2 separate regions of the Homo sapiens genome follow, and region 2 is linked to region 1. The links are chromatin loops, found by intact Hi-C in ENCODE. Cell type or tissue: prostate gland. All regions are shown on one strand. Links, peaks and the distances in the headings refer to the core of each region. The heading gives the core; the rest is flanking DNA. Region 1 overlaps ARHGAP44 (Rho GTPase activating protein 44). Region 2 overlaps ARHGAP44 (Rho GTPase activating protein 44).

Region 1 (5,378 bases), core at 147-5,146:
GAAGCTAAGGCTTATGAGGTAATTAACTTGCCCAAGCTCAGGTTAAATTAGGAAGTGACAGAACTGGGCTTCACCCTTGGGTCGTCAGATTCCAGAGCTTAACCTCAGAATTGCCTGTTACAGAAAAGGAAGGGCATGCTAGTGTGGTAGGCAAGTTCTGTGCCTAAAATATTCACAGACCATCCATTCATGACACACATCTACTTGTACCATTGCCCTGCTGGGGCAGGCTCTTTTTTAGGCACGGAGAACGGAGCTTATGGGGACACAAGATCCCTGCTCCCATCACAATGATGGAAATAAATGATCACAGTGATTTCAGATACTAATATGTGCTATGAAGAAAATAAAATAGGGAGATGGGATTAGGGTGAGGGAGGAAGCAGACACATTAGGTGGTCAAGAAAGCCTCCTGAAAAGGTGACATCTGAGCTGAGAACCGAACAGGGTGCTGGCTTGAAATGCTGGGTAAGAGCATTCCCTGCGGAGGATAGAGCAAGCACAATGGCCCAAGAGGAGTGTGAGCTGGGCATGCTCAGTACCAGGTGAGCACAGCTGAAGAATGATGACAGAGGGGAAGGAAGCCCAGAGCTAAGCTCAGAGATGCAGGTAGAAGACACATCATAGTGTTCCAAGGGCCAAGATAAGGAGTTCAGATTTTATTCTACAAAGGGAATCCCGGAGCAGGATTAGGCAGGAGAGTGAGTTACTGGATTTCCAATTTAAACATTGGCTCCTGCGCTTGCAGAGAAGGGAAGAGGAAGGAGGAGGGAAGGGTTTGGGGTGGAAGATGTGATAGGAGCCACTGTGTTCAGAAAGAGCTGACAGCTGCTTAGACTAGGGTGGTAAATGTTGAAGCCAAATGGAAATTCTTTGGAGGAAGAGTCAGCAGGGCTTACTGACAGCCTGGACATGGCGGGTATGGAAAGGAAAGAATAAAGAATGGTGTCTGGGATTTAGAGGAGCAAGTGCGTGGATTTACAGTACCATTCTCTACTGCTCTGCCCTCTTTGCTGGGTCCTCCTCCTGGTAGAGCAGGAAATGCTGCAGTTCCCAGGGTTCCTGATTCAAAAGCCATATGTCTTCTCACCCTGCATTTTCTCCCCAGGTGATCACAGCAGCTCCCATGGATTCAACAGTCACTTGGGGTTGAGACCATGAGACCTCTCTCTCTTCTTCATACGCCCACATCCACTCAGTTACCAAGCCCTGATACTCTCCCTCCAGGATCTACCATGGACGCCGATTTTTCTCCATCTTCAGGTCCTCGTTGCATCTCACTGAAATTGTTCCCATCTCTGTGTAACTGGCCTCTCACTTCTACCATGGCCCCACCCATGAGTCCTTTATTCATACAATTTTGAACATATCTGATCATGTCTCCCTCTGTTAAAATGCTGGCTTTCCTCTGCTCTTAGGGATAAAGTCCAAACCCTCACCATGTCCTCCTGTAAGGCGTGATCCCATCCTCTGCAGTCCCGCCCCATGTCACGTCTTCCCCATTCGCTACAGTCTGGTCACTCTGGCCACCTTTATGTTTCTCAAAAATGCCAAACTTGGCCGGGTGTGGTGGCTCACACCTGTAATTCCAGCACTTTGGGAGGCTGAGGCAAGTAGATCACCTGAGGTCAGGAGTTTGATACCAGCCTGGCCAACATGGTGAAACCCTGTCTCTACTAAAAATACAAAAGTTAGCTGGGCATGGTGGCAGGTGCCTGTAATCTCAGCTACTTGGGAGGCTGAGGCAGGAGAATTGCTTGAACCCGGGAGGCAGAGGCTGCAGTGAGCCGAGATTGTACCATTGCACTCCAGCCTGGGTGACAAGAGCGAAACTCCATCTCAATTAAAAAAAAAAAAAAAAAAAAAAAGCCAAACTTTCTCCTGTCTCTCGGAACCTGGCACATCTTGTCCTCTTATCTGAGAAGTGTGTTTACCCCTTTTGGTGCTGCTACCTTTCACCTGTCCTTAACGGCCACTTCCTTATGGAAACCTCCCACCATTTAATTCCTAGCAAGCACTTCTTCTTGGCACTAAGACACGGTCTGAGCAGCGAATGCACTGTGAGTATGATGCTTGCCTCCCCCTGGGTGGTGAGCTTCTGCAGCACAGAAATCCTGCTCAGCTGGCTCAGCACTTGGCATACACACCGCCTTGCGTGGCAGACTTGTTGCTTTCTAAATATTTGCTGAATAAGGTGGAGAAACACTTCCACACGGTAGCACTTTATTTGTTGGGTATGACTTCCTAATGAGAAATGCAAGGACTTCAAAAAACTAAACATCTTCATTATATTAAGAGTCTCAAAAACCTAGGAACTAACCAGTTATTATCCAGGACTAAAGATGGCAACATGGAGGCCGGGTGTGGTGGCTCACGCCTGTAATCCCAACACTTTGGGAGGCTGAGGCGGGCAGATCATGGGTCAGGAGTTCAAGACCAGCCTGGCCAACATGGTGAAACCCCATCTCTACTAAAAATACCAAAATTATCTGGGCGTGGAGGTGGGCGTCTGTAATCTCAGCTACTCAGGAGGCTGAGGCAGGAGAATTGTTTGAACCCGGGAGGCAGAGGTTGCAGTGAGTCGAAATGGTGCCACTGCGCTCCAGCCTGGGCGACAGAGCAAGGCTCTGTCTCAAAAAAAAATAAAAATAAAAATAAAAAAAGATGGCAACATGGAAAGGTAATTCATATGCTTTCTATTCTTCATTCCACATAAGGAATCCAGTTTTACTCAGTACCCACAAGACAATAATGTTCTCTCTGGTCACTGAGATAATGGCAACAAAATCCGATTTTTATGCCTACCCACATCTGGCTGGCAGCCACAGCTTTCAGGGCAAAACTTTTAAAAGTGGTATGACAAAAGTTCAGGAGTTGGAACACATGACTAAAGAGCTACTGAGCTTGTTAAAAGAGAAATAACAAAAAGCAACTTACACGTACTCAAGTAGCAACTTACATGTGCTCAAGTAGCAACTTACATGTGCTCAAGCAGCAACTTACATGTGCTCAAATAAAAAGCAGAATATTGCATGGATCCCCATAAAGTCTCTCCTGATCCTGAGACTCTATGACCCACACTCCCGTGTGATTGTCCATCTCTGGACCCTCCCTTAACATTCAATTCCCGAGACAGTGTCTGTTCATTCACTCCCTCCCTCCCACCCCACCTTCCCTTTACCTGATCCTTTTCATTTTATTTCTTTTCCTTTTCACCCATTGCTCCGATCTTGACATATCTCCCTACTTAATCATCACAAAGAACTGGATATACATTTCAGTATTTGAGGTGATTTATAAGTGTCACGTTTCCTATTACATCTCTTAATGTGTTCAGAGAAAAACTGAAAAAAATTGAGTTTGGAAATTTTTTTCCCACAGTTCTTTGATTGTTTCCTATTTTAAATGGCTCTTTGACTTTCAGACCATTTATTCAGTCATATGATGACAAGCAAAGATGAATCAGCATAAGAAATCATTGACAAAATCAAGCACTTAAAATCCATGCAGTGAGGCTGGGCACAGTGGCTCACACCTGTAATCCCAGCACTTTGGGAGGCCTAGGTGGGCAGATCACGAGGTCAAGAGATCAAGACCATCCTGGCCAACATGGTGAAACCCTGTCTCTACTAAAAATACAAAAATTAGCTGGGCATGGTGGCGCACACCTGTAGTCCCAGCTACCCAGTAGGCTGAGGTGGGAGAATCACTTGAACCTGGGAGGTGGAGGTTGCAGTGAGCCGAGATTGCGCCACTGCACTCCAGCCTGGTGACAGAGTGAGACTCTGTCTCAAAATAAATAAATAAATAAATAAATAAATAAATCCATGCAGTGAAATCACTGACCTATACATGCTTGGGCACCTACTTCCACTGCGGACTTCTCCCAGTTTACACGTTTATCACTGCATGCATGTGACTGCAGCCTTCAGAGCCTGGTAACAACCACTGTGTGTCTTCTCTAGTAAGAGAAGCCAGATAGTGTACGTCCTCGCTGGTGAATCATGGCCAGTCATAGCAAACCCATTTATCTTGGACACATATTCACCTTCTCAGCCTCCCTTGCAGCTAGAGAAACATAAATGAAATGAATTCATGGTCTTATCAATCTCCCACTTCCTGCCTGTGATATGGTTATGTGAAGATGTGATGCGTGGAGCTGGAGCAGCCACATTACAGTTGTAAGTGGAGGCCCAAGCGTCACATAGCTGCTGACCCAAAGCTGCTGAATAAACCTTGGAACTGGCTACATCAGAATCTTGTTAAGTGAGGCAATTAAGTGCCTTTTTCTCAAGTCTCTAGGAAGCAGTGTAGTTATTAACCATGTGTTTTATTTTCTGTATTCAGATGCTCTGACAACATCTTGGGCCCTTGCTGACCCTAGAGGGACTGCCCCTCCCAGGCTAGGCAATTCCTAGAAATAGTAAACAACTCACTCACAGCATGCTTTTTAAATGCAAACCAATCTGGAGCTCACACTTCAACAACCTCCTCTAAGGGGCTGTCACACCGCAGGCCACTGTTCATCTGCCCTAATCACCCTTGACTGGTAGGTCAGACAACTAGAAATCGTCCGTAATAATTCAAACTAATCAATCCTATATCTGCTGCAGACACCACAACAAAGGCTCTGGCCCACAGTCCCCTCCTTTACCTCCTGACCAACCCTAGAGCTTCCCCTGTGGCCCTCTGGGTGATGTGGCCTGTCCCCTTCTCTTGGGGAGGGTGAATAATTATCTCTCCTTGGCAATCATCTCCTGATCTGCTGGCTTTGCCATACCTCAAATCTTCTATCAGTGCCCTATACTTCAGATCACTCAAGGATCCAAATGTATCCTTACTGATATAATACGTAAGACTCTCAATCCAATGAAAACTCCACCAATCCAGGTAAATTCATCTGATCCCAGAAAAATAATGTTAGTACTAATCCGCCTACCAACACCAAAGGCCGAATTCAAGCCTCTGGTGGTAGCATTCAGATGATACTCCCGATACCAAAACATACTGTACTTTGGACCAGTTATTTTAAAAATAGTGCTTCTTAGAGCAAAAAAAAAAAAAAAAAAAAGACACAGATCAAAGGCAGGCTTGGCTCCAGCACCCCCATCCGGAACCGTTCCTGGAGTCCCCCATTAGATGTGGGTTTGATAAAAGGGTTTCATGCCCAAAGTCATTTTGCAAACTCTCCCTTTAGACAGTTCCTCTTGCTGAATTCCTGATACATGCAGAATTATTTCTATAGATATTTTTCAGAGCTGTGAAAGTTTTATTTATACACACACAAATGATTCCTGCTGGGAATATTAAGAAAGAAGAAACCAGGGCTTGGAAAAAAAAAAAAAAAGAAATGACTCGTAGGACAAGTAGAGTGGGTT
Region 2 (5,378 bases), core at 290-5,289, 65 kb before region 1:
AAGGAAAGGGCTGGATCGGGACGCCTCATCAGTGGGAAAGTGGGCCCCGCCACGTTGCCCCCTTAAAAACATGAGGATGTCACTCAAAAATCTGGTTCCTGTACTAAGAACAGCTAACATTTACCATGTGCTGAGCTTTGCTCTAAACACTTTGTAAGCAATATTTCGTTCAATGCTCAGAATGATTCAAGTCGGTGCTTACCATGATTTCCCCATTTTGCATATGAAGAAACTGAGGCATTCAGAGTTCAGTAACCAGGATTTGAACTCAGAGGGAGCCTGATTCCAAAGCTCAAGACTCTGCATGCAGGGCTATTTATAGGGTTATGACTTTCACACCGTGTAAGCAGGGAGAAGTAGAAAGAGAAGAACTATAAATGGCTCGTTGATGCTGGAGATGAAATGGCATGCTTCTTTTAAAGTCTGCAACCTGGTAGACCATACAGGGAGAGGATTAGGCCCAGGACCAGTGGAACGACGGCTCAGGGTTCAAGAGGGAAGCAATGAAGTGATGTGTTGGTGAGGAGGTGCTCAGCGATCACCTAGAGCAGCTAAGGGTAAACCAGTAGAAGATGTTGTCTGCTCACTTCTAAGCCCCCTGAACTTAGAAAATGGGTCATTCCTTTTACTCGAAGTGAGAAGGTCACTGGTATTGTGATGGGGCAAGCAAGGAAACCATGTGAGAAAAATGCCTTCCCGGGCACTCCATGATGGCAGGGTTCAGAATAAGCCTGTCTTTGTTGAGGAATTGAGGCAGGAGGGGAGCGTGGACAAATTCAGTTCCAGACATTGCAACCACAGTGTACAATATTCTATTGTGTATCTGCCCACTAAAAGTTATGGGCCATGCTATTTGGGAGGCTGAGGTGGGAGGATCATTGAGCCCAGGAGTTTGAGACCAGCCTGGGCAACAGAGCAAGACTGTATCTCAGGAAAAAAAAAAAAAAAAAAAAAAAAAAGCAAAAAGAGTTGTGGATCAGGATCTTCTGATTCACACCCCGAAGTTTAACCCTGGCCAGTGTCCAGGCATTGACACACCCTGGATGGAGACCTTACAAAAATTAAAGAGAAACAAAGACCTGCCCCAGCAAAACAAAAAAAAAAAAATGAGGAAGAAGGGTGCTGGGGTTGGGGCAGGGGAAGGAGGAGGAGAAGGAAGAAGAGGGGGAGAAAAAAGGAGAAAAAAAAGCCAAAATATAAAATTTGGAAGATCCCAGCTCCAAGAAGAATAGGTATCTATAGGTAGAATACACTTATCACCGGGCAGAATTTTGCTGTGGACCATTCTAGCTGAGTTGTCTGGGGTTAGCAGAACGGACCTCTGAAGATCAGACATCTGCAGTGCTGTTTTTGACTCCTGGTCAGGAAGAATCCTAGCCAGGGGAGGTGTCAGCCAATACATGGCTGTGAAGTGTTCAAGTCTATAGAGATTTGGAAGGTTTTGGTTTTTGTTCTAGAGATCAGTTACATTTGGCAAAGGCCAGCCAAGAAAGAGGGGGCAGGGAAACCTGGTAGCTTCCCAAATATCCACAGAAGCTTCCCAAACACCCACTGTAGGCGTGCACATTCAGGGACTGTAAGATGAACTGTGGCAGGGAGCCACAGGGTCAGCAGATGATGTCCCGGACAGCAAAGGTGAGTGAAAAGGGGACCCAAAGCTCCTAAGACTTAGCCTGGCCTACACACACCCAGTGAGGCCTGAATTCGGTATTTTCCAGCTTTTCTGGAAGTAACTCCTCTCTTCAGTAAGTAGCGACGAAGCACCTTAACCTCTCCAGTACACATAAAGGCCAAGTCCTCTGACAACATTTCAGACTTGGTCCCAGCATCCAACAATGTCTAAGTCCAGGGGAGGAGGCTGATAAGGGGCCTGGACCAAAACATCCCTCTCCATGTAGACAACCCTAAACCAAAATAGGAGTCACATTTTCCATCCATACGCAGAAGACTTTCTAGGTAAGTTTGTCTTATCATAGGTTCAAGCTCTGAAGTAAAATTACTGCATCACTTATCCATGACATAATCTCTTTCAAGGATTTTTTTTTTTTTTTTTGAGACAGCGTGTCACTATGTCATCCATGCTGGAGTGCAGTGACACTATCACAGCTCTCTACAGCCTCCACCTCCCAGGCTCAAGGGGTTCACCCGTCTCAGCCTTCTGACTAAGCTGGGACTATAGGTGTGTGCCACCATGCCTGGCTAATTTTTAAAAATTGTTTGTATAGATGATGTCTCACTGGGTTGCTCAGATTGGTCTTGAGCTCCTGGCCTCAAGCAGTCCTCCTGCCTCAGCCTCCCATAGTGCTGGGATTACAGGTGTGAGTCACTGCACCTGGCCTCAGGGATTTTAATGTGCTGTTCAACCCTCCACCACAGGATCTACAGAGGACATCCACATCTGCAATTACAAAAACAAGTCCCTTGGGGCACTGGTTCAATTTATCTCAGGTGTTGTGATATACTAAATTTGGGAAATGATACATGCTACAGCCCCCTGTGGAGGTCTGTGCCTTGTAACAGCATGTTAAAGACTCTAAGAAGTCATACACTAAAGAAACTGGTTTCAATGTGTTGATCATGTGCTTCAGGAACTTATTAGACATCAGAGTCCACCCTCCTCCCCATTCATAATATAACCAACTACCAGTGGAAACTGGTATACCATAGGGCACAGTTCGAATTATTCTAGAACCCTCTCAATCAAGTGTGCCTTTTCCAAATTACTGAACATCTAGATTAAAGTCCACAGGGGTGGGACAAGCCCTTTGCAGTGCAGCTCTCAAGCACAGGTTGAGAATGGGTCACCCACTAAACAGAGCTCAAGGGAGGCTGCTGGCCCTGATGTAAATATCCCATAGACCATTCGGGTTGCTGTCACCTGGCTCTGGTAGAGAACCCCTGAGGATCAGACCACGGTGGAGCAAGTGTAATGACAGTAGGTGCGTCGGGTTTCAGGCCTGCAAAGAGGAGCTGTATGTTGGTCTTCTGAGAATCACGGCCTGAGGTAGCTGGATCTCCGTGGCAGATCGCCGGCCCATCGGGATCCAAGGACGTTTTGATGGGGTCTGTGGGGCAGCTTCATAGATGCTGTCAGGGCCTTGACATCCGTGGGTTTCAGGCTACGAGAGGCTAGAACTAAGCAGGGGCAACAGAACAGATGGACAAGCCAGCAGGCAAGTGCAGGGAGCAGGGGCCAGAGCCAGAAGAAAGAAAAGAGGCAGTAGGGAGGAAGGTACTGAGGAAACACAGAGGTAGGGAGTGGGCAGTGGTCTACTGAAGTCTCAGATGGGCATCTTGCAGGTCGTGGAGACAGAGAGGAGAGAAGGGGAAGATGGCAGTTATCTGATAGCTATCTGGAAGGGAGGGACGTGATGCTAGGAAGGAGGTCACATTACCCATGTCGCTTCTATTCTGTTTTTTTTGAGACAGAGTCTCACTCTGTCGCCCAGGCTGGACTGCAGTGGTGCGATCTTGGCTCACTGCAACCTCCTCTGCCTCCTGGATTCAAGCAATTCTCCTGCCTCAGCCTCCCGAGTAACTGGGATTATAGGCGTCTGCCACCACGCCCAGCTCATTTCTTTGGTATTTTTAGTAGAGATGAGGTTTCACCATGTTGGCCAGACTGGTCTAGAACTCCTGACCTCAAGTGATCCGCCCACCTTGGCCTCCCGAAGTGCAGGGATTACAGGTGTGAGCCACTGCGCCCAGCCTGTCGCTTCTATTCTTGCCTCTGGGCTTCTCCACAGGTCCTTCAACAGTCCTGGCCCAGCTTGTCCAGGCTCAGTCGGGGATGTAGCCAGTGGAGGCATCTGACAAATGCTTGGAGTCCAAAGCCCAATGCTGGCTCCATGGGTGCTCCCTGACCAACCAGCAAGAGTGCAGACACTTTGGCAAACTCTTCTGAAGGCAGTAGAAAAAAAAATTGATTTGACCAGGAAGTCTGGCACTGTCAGAGAAATAGAAGGGACTGTAGATTTACTTTCATTTATTATTTAGGACTAATGACCTAACACACAAATTTCACTATTCTATAAAACAGTAAAACAACCCAAACAAAAAAGACACTAAAAACATAATCTGCACCCAAAACTTTCTAAGAAAGAGCTTAAAAAGTACAGAAAACAATAGTGTGATTTATTTAATACTTTGTTGCTCAGAGTGTTGGTGGAGTTAGGACACCCTATATATCACACCAATACTCAATGGCTAAAGTAGGAAAGTTTTGATAAATTAAAAAAAATGTAGCATTGCCAAATTCTTCATTCAGAGTGGCAAAATTATTCAGTAGTTCCCAACCCCAGCACATTAGAATCACATACTTATCCCAGGCCAGGCCATTTAAATCAGATGGGTAGATTTGGGACAGGTTGAAGGATTTTTTTTTTTAAGCTTGTTCTGGCTCTTTGTTATGTAACAAACTACCCTAAAACTTAGCATGGTTATCTGGGTCACCAATCTAGAGTTCTGGCAGGGCTTCGCAAGGCCGGCCTGTCTGCACACACGGCACTGGTGCATGGCCGGCCTGTCTGCTCACACGGCACTGGTGCAAGGCCGACCTGTCTACACACACAGCATTGGTGCAAAGCCAGCCTGTCTGCACACACAGCATTGGTGCAAGGCCGGCCTGTCTGCACACACAGCATTGATGCAAGGCTGGCCTGTCTGCACACACAGCATTGGCAGAGGTGGTCTGACTTGGGTTGAAGACTCCAGAATGACTCCTTCTCAGAGCTTGGAGCTGTGCTGGCTGTCAGGACAGTGCTCAGCTGGGCTTGAGGGCTGGGGACTTCCATTTCTCTCCAAGGAGCTGCTTGGATTTCCATGTAGGATGGTACTGGGCTCCAAGAGTGACTGTCTCCAGAGACCCAGGAAGAATCTACAAGGCTTCTTCTGACCTGGCCTCAGCAGTCCCAGAACATCACCTCTCCCACATCCTACTAGGTCAAGTAACTCACTAGAGCAACTCAGACTCGAAGGGAAAGCAATCAGATTCCAACACTCCCTGGGAGGACAAGCAAAGCATCTGCTGCCATCTTTATCAAAGCTCTTGGTGTGGAGCTGCAGTGGATGATTGTATTGGCTTCCTATGGCTGCTGTCATGAGTACCAACCACAAGGTTGGTGAACAACAGAAATTGCTTTTTTTTTTTTTTTTTTTTTTTTGAGATGGTGTTTCACTCCTGTTGCCCAGGCTGGAGTGCAATGGCACTATCTCGGCTCACTGCAACCTCCGCCTCCCTGGGTTCAAGCGATTCTCCTGCCTCAGCCTCCCAAGTAGCTGGGATTACAGGCATGCGCCACGATGCCTGGCCAATTTTGTATTTTTAGTAGAGACAGGGTTTCTCCATGTTGTTCAGGCTGGTCTTGAACTCTCGGCCT

Evidence for each region. A loop is a pair of places that touch in the nucleus more often than their neighbours do. Peaks named below come from ENCODE experiments on the same cell type or tissue, not always from the same donor. Only the 100,000 strongest peaks of a DNase experiment are listed, where the experiment ranks them.
Region 2: it touches region 1 in a loop (2.4-fold over the local background); 1 of 110 quality-filtered maps calls a loop at or near these places.

What each region holds. Positions count from the first base shown.
Region 1 is chr17:12,897,404-12,902,781 of GRCh38, reverse strand. All of the region lies in intron 3 of ARHGAP44 (Rho GTPase activating protein 44), which reads right to left. Among named protein-coding and RNA genes, the nearest start is that of MIR1269B, 17 kb to the left of the region's middle. In prostate gland, for the core only: no CTCF peak of the experiment used is centred there; a DNase peak (open chromatin) is centred at 2,111.
Region 2 is chr17:12,962,831-12,968,208 of GRCh38, reverse strand. The region is part of intron 16 of ARHGAP44 (Rho GTPase activating protein 44); the gene reads right to left. Among named protein-coding and RNA genes, the nearest start is that of MIR1269B, 48 kb to the right of the region's middle. In prostate gland, for the core only: no CTCF peak of the experiment used is centred there; no DNase peak of the experiment used is centred there.